Regions from separate parts of the Homo sapiens genome. Here region 2 is linked to region 1. A link is a loop called in an ENCODE intact Hi-C map of the cell type or tissue named here. Cell type or tissue: ascending aorta. All regions are shown on one strand. Links, peaks and the distances in the headings refer to the core of each region. The heading gives the core; the rest is flanking DNA.

What was found. A loop is a pair of places that touch in the nucleus more often than their neighbours do. Peaks named below come from ENCODE experiments on the same cell type or tissue, not always from the same donor. Only the 100,000 strongest peaks of a DNase experiment are listed, where the experiment ranks them.
Region 2: a loop joins it to region 1, with 12 times the contacts of the local background. A loop is called at or near these places in 75 of 110 quality-filtered maps.

The regions. Positions count from the first base shown.
Region 1 is chr15:34,919,342-34,922,254 of GRCh38, reverse strand. AQR (aquarius intron-binding spliceosomal factor) reads left to right here. Exons shown (of 35, transcript NM_014691.3): 14 at 1,821-1,923. Among named protein-coding and RNA genes, the nearest start is that of AQR, 49 kb to the left of the region's middle. In ascending aorta, for the core only: a CTCF peak has its summit at 1,827 (motif pointing right); a DNase peak (open chromatin) is centred at 1,834; H3K27ac peaks cover 294 bases.
Region 2 is chr15:34,706,987-34,709,899 of GRCh38, reverse strand. No RefSeq gene overlaps it. Among named protein-coding and RNA genes, the nearest start is that of GJD2, 47 kb to the left of the region's middle. In ascending aorta, for the core only: a CTCF peak has its summit at 1,385 (motif pointing left); no DNase peak of the experiment used is centred there; H3K27ac peaks cover 561 bases.

The sequences.
Region 1 (2,913 bases), core at 292-2,791:
TACTGTGATACAGCCGTATCATGAAATACTGCTCAGCAACGTAAAGGAACCAACTACAGATAAATATACAGTGTGGGTGAATCTCAAATGCTCAAATGCATTATGCTAAGTAAAAGCAGCCATTCAAAAGGCTACCTACCTAAGACCAGGCATGGTGGCTCACACCTGTAATCCCAGCACTTTGGGAGGCCAAGGCAGGCAGATCACTTGAGCTTAGGAGTTTGAGACCAGCCTGGGCAACATGGTGAAACCTCGTCTCTACCAAAAATACAAAAATTTAGCCGAGTGTGGTGGTGGGCACCTGTGGTTCCACCTATTCGGGAGGCTGAGGTGGGAGGATTGCTTAAGCCCGGGAGGTGGAGGTAACAGTGAGCTGAGATCATGCCACTGCACTCCAGTCTGGGCAACAGAGTGAGACTCGTCTCAAAAAACAAGCAAGAAAAAAGACTACCTAATGTGTGATTCCATTTATTTGACCTCCTGGAAAAGATAAAATTACAAATAGAAAACTGATTATGGTTGCTGGGCTGGGATGGAGAGGAGGATTTGCTATAAATTAGCATAAGGGATTTTGGGGAGGTGATGAAACCAGTTAAATAGTGGAAAGCTATGAAGCTCATGGTGGCAAATACCAGTTTTCCAAAATTCTAATTTTTCACGTTCACATGGAAGTTCAAATTTTATCATTGACAGCAAATACTGATAGTTGTTTTCCTTGAAATTATAGTCTTATTTCATTCAAAATTTGAAATTTGAAAAAAAATTGGCCATTTGTCCAAGGCTGGTATAAACAGTTTGTCATTTTTTTTTTTTTTTTTTTTGAGATGGAGTCTCGCTCTTTTGCCCAGGCTGGAGTGCAGTGGTGCAATCTCGGCTCACTGCAACCTCTGCCTCCTGGGTTTAAGCGATTCTCCTGCCTCAGCCTCCTGAGTAGCTGGGACTACAGGCGCTCACCACCACGCCTGGCTAATTTTCGTATTTTTAGTAGAGACGGGGTTTCACCATATTGTCCAGGCTGATCTCAAACTCCTGACCTTGTGATCCGCCCACCTCGGCCTCAAAGTACTGGGATTACAGGTGTGAGACACTGCACCCGGTCCAACAGTTTGTTGTTTTTTAAAGTAAAAGTTGTGTGCAAAATATGTACTTCCCATTTTGTCACAGAATTTAAAATAAAACAGGTACTCGAGTCCAAATTTAATAGTATTAATTTTTTTTTACTGCTTCATCAAGGACATTCTTAAATAAAACTGTGAAACAATGTCTTAGTATTGTTATTATTATTGTTATTATTTTTGAGACGGAGTCTCGCTTTGTCGCCCAGGCTGGAGTACAGTGGCGCGATCTCGGCTCACTGCAAGCTCCGCCTCCCGGGTTCACGCCATTTTCCTGCCTCAGCCTCCCGAGTAGCTGGGACTACAGGCGCCCGCCACCACGCCCGGCTAATTTTTTGTATTTTTAGTAGAGACGGAATTTCACCATGTTAGCCAGCATAGTCTCGATCTCCTGACCCCGGGATCTGCCTGCCTCGGCCTCCCAAAGTGCTGAGATTACAGGCCTGAGCCACCTTGCCCTGCCGGTATTAATATTTAAAAGTGTTCTTGGGGACTGCCCAGAAGGATCTTGGGTACAATGAGAGGTTTGCAGAAAATATTTTGAGAACCCTGCACTAAAGCCTTAATTTTCATTGCTGGTTTTTGATATTTGCTGCCCATGTCATAGTATTATATTTGCTTTTTTAAGCTATTTGTAAAAATACATGTTTCAAAAGTGAAGTGAAGTAAGTTACTATGAATAAAATATTGTTCTCTATTCTGCAGTTCAAACACACTCCACCAGGTGGCATCATACCTCTGCTTGTTGCCAACTCTTCCTAAAAATGAAGACACAACTTTTGATAAAGAATTTCTTCTAGAATTGCTGGTAAATATTAATGTTCTCTGAATTTTGCATGTGGTTTTCCTTGCCTTTTAAAGTCATTCTTAAAGATGTAGGTTCATATAGATTTTTTTGTGGGCCAAAGATTAGGCAGATAATTCCCATTTTGTTTTTGGAATTGTATTATCATTTGATTTTTTGTTTTCTCATCTTTCGAATTTCTTTACTCAAGTATTTTATCTCTTCGAACTACTTTCTGGATGAATCATTCTATTAGCAACTATTTATATGCAAATCACTTTCATTGTCTCTTTCAGTTCCTAAAAATTCCTGTGCTATTTTCTGACAATGTAAAACCTCTCATGAGTAAGGTTTTTGGAATTAATAATAACTCTTTGCAATAGAAAGAAATGAGGATTTTTTTCAGGAATTCTTCTTCTTTTTTTGTTTTTTTGTTTGTTTGTTTGTTTTGTTTTTTTGATACCGAGTCTCTCTCTGTCGCCCAGGCTGGAGTGCAGTGGCGTGATCTCAGCTCACTGCAACCTCTGCCTCCCAGGTTCAAGTGATTCTCGTGCCTCATCTTCCCGAGTAGCTGGTATTACAGATGTGTGCCACCACTCCCAGCTAATTTTTGTATTTTGAGTAGAAGATAGAGTTTCGCCACGTTGGCCAGGCTGGTCTTGAACTCCTGGCCTCAAGTGATTGACCCACCTCAGCCTCCCAAAGTGTTGGGTTACAGGCATGAATCACCGTGCCCAACCTGTTTTCAGGAATTCTTCTAATGGAAAATAAGTTTGAGGATAACGTTGATCCTGTGCCTATTAAGGTCTTGTGGCTAGAATTTTATTCCTAAAATTTAAATAGTTCCAACAAAAGAAAATAATTTTTAAAATGTATAGTGCTACAACATTATGTTTTGTTTCCTCCCTTCCCTAAAGGATTTCCCCAGGCTTTGGATTCTTCTACTATTCAATTTATGATCAAAAAGTTAAAACATACATATTGTTTAGATATCATGATTTTTTCTATAATTAT
Region 2 (2,913 bases), core at 87-2,586, 210 kb after region 1:
CAGGAGCGACACAGTGAGATCTCGTCTCTACTAAAAGCAAAAAACTAAACATTTAAAAATTAAAAAAAAATTAACTGGGCGTGGTGGCACATGCCTGTAGTCCCAGCTATTTGGGAGGCTGAGGTGGGACAATCGCTTGAGCCCAGGAGATCATGGCTGCAATGAATCATGATCCTGCTACTGCAGCCTGGGTAACAGGGCGAGACCCTGTCAAAAAAAAAAAAAAGGAAGAGAGAGAGAGAAAGGAAGGAAGGAAGGGAGGGAGGGAGGAACGAAGGAAGGGAGGGAGGAAGGGAGGGAGGGAAAAGAAACTCTACCTGGTGTTATTATCTGTGTATCTGTGTCTTGGTTGAAAACCATGTCCATGGGTTCCAAATAAAGTAGCTCATGGAGTCCGGAATTCTAGTTTGGCCTCTGTTCTTCTATGTGACTTGAAAAAAACCTCTTCTACTTTCTCTGTCTCTCAGTTCTCCCCTATCTGAGATGAGTTGCTGTTTGTCTCATTCTCTCAAGGATGTTGTCAGGTAGGGAGAGAAGGAAGTGGGGAAATGATGAGTCTATAACATTCAGTTCCTCCAAGAAGATGACATAGCTTGCAGGCAAAAAGTCAGTTTGAGTCGGAGACATGGGCCATGGCTTTAATCCCATCTATACAGCCTCTTCTAAGGCAGGAGGGGCCAAGCAGCCTGGACTTGGATGTGGTGTGAAAGTGGTCTTGCATTACTCAAGCTGTGCTGCTGGTGTATTTGCCACATGTCATTTTCTTCATCACAGGATCCCTAGCGCCTGGCAGATGTTTAAAAAATACTTTTTGAATAGTTGACTGACCAAATGAATGAAAATATCCCTTTTTGGATTTCAGGTGTAGTGCCCTGTATGTGACAGACACTGAATACATGGTCGATGACATGCTGTTCTATTTCAACCTACCTGACATACAGAATTCAGAGCCTGTTGTTAACTGCATTGGCATTGCATTATCCTTAAGATGAATGAGGGAGAGTGCTCAGAGCTGCGCACGCCAGCACCCCATTAGCAATGGGGGTACTTATATCTGTGCAGTGCAGTGACAGGAAGTAGCATTCTGTGGCTTCGCTTGGGAATGGTGAAAGGCATTGGTTATTGGTCGTTCTTCTACTTTCCCCTTGGTTTAAGGCTCGGTATTTGCAATGAAGAGCCCTGTTGAAAAGCCGTAACTAGGAGACAGGCAAACTTAATCAGTCCTGTTGAAATCTGCTAGGATTCTGCATCATAATGACCATGTTCACATGATGACAAAGAAGTCCCCTTAGATAAGAGCTAATGACTCCAAGCAAATGAGTTAATTACTGAGTAAGCAGCACAGTTGGAGGAGAGATGGGAAAGTCTGACGCCTAGTGGTCATTAGGAAGGGCCAGCTACTAAGCACATAGGATTCTAAGGAAACTACCTAAAGAGCATTCCTGAATCTTACATCTAGAAGGGGCTTGAAGAGAAACATTTCCAGGTTTAAAAAAAATTGTTTTAAGGCACCGGATCTGAGATTCTGTCTACACCCTGTCTGTGGTCTACAGGGTGGGGTTGGTTGAATTTGTGGTGCCAGAAAAATATAAACCCATTGAAGAAAAATCTAGAGCTTATAGCATTATATTGGTAGGATGACCTCATTTCAAGTTGCAGACACCATCCTCCAACTCAAAGGATGACTGGAGAGAGATAGCCCTGGGTTCAAGAATTACACACCTTCCTTCCATGGCCGGGTGCAGCGGCTCATGCCTGTAATCCCAGCACTTTGGGAGGCCGAGGTGGGAGGATCACCTGAGGTCAGGAGTTATAGACCAGCCTGGCTAACATGGTGAAACCGCATGTCTACTAAAAATACAAAAATTAGCAAGGCCTGGTGGCACACGCCTATAATCCCAGCTATTGAGGAGGCTGAGGCAGGAGAATCGCTTGAACCCACAGGGCGGAGGTTGCAGTGAGCCGAGATCATGCCACTGCACCCCAGCCTGGGTGACAGAGTGAGACTCCATCTAAAAAAAATTTAAAAAAAGAATTATACACCTTCCTTCCTCAATTGTCTACACAAATGGTAGGTTTGGATTAAGTGATTTCAGTGGGTCTCTCTAGTTCCAAAATATTAAGATTTTTAACAGATGGATCTGTAAGCACCTTGGTGAGTAACTGAACTACCTTCAGCAAGATATTGAATCTCTCCATGCCTTGGTCCATGCAAAAGTGAAAACTAATTTGATTCTCTTAAAACCTTTCTGAGGCTGGGTGCGGTGCCTCACATCTGTAATCCCAACACTTTGGGAGGCTGAGGCAGGGGGATTGCCTGAAGCCCAGAGTTCAAGACCAGCCTGTACAACCTGTCTCTACAAAAAATTCGCTGAGCATTGTGGGGCACACCTGTAGTCCTAGCTACTCAGGAGGCTGAGGCAGGAGGATTGCTTGAACCCAGGAGGTTGAGGCCGCAGTGAGCCATGACTGCACCACTGCACTCCAGCCTGGGTGACAGAGTGAGATTCTAACTCAAAAAGAAAAAAAAGTTTCTGGAAGTTAATTTAGTTATAGTTAACAAAGCAGTTTGCAAGTGGAAAAACTCTTTGATCCAGAGTCTAGGAATACCTCCTAAGACAGTAATTAAACATCAGGTCCAAGATTTATAGATAAATTGTTCATTTTAAAAACATTTGAAGACAATCTAAATGTCCATCAATAGGGAATTGGTTAAATAAAGTACCTCTATACAATGGAATACTATGGAAGACAGTTTTTTAAAAATGTTAAAGTATGCCTATATGTTCTAACATATTTTAACATGTTGAGAATATTTTGAATAAAAAGTAGGATAAAGATAAAATTTTGGGGGCAATATGCATTTATATGTATATTGATATGTTTGAAAATCTCAACACTGAATGGTGGGAT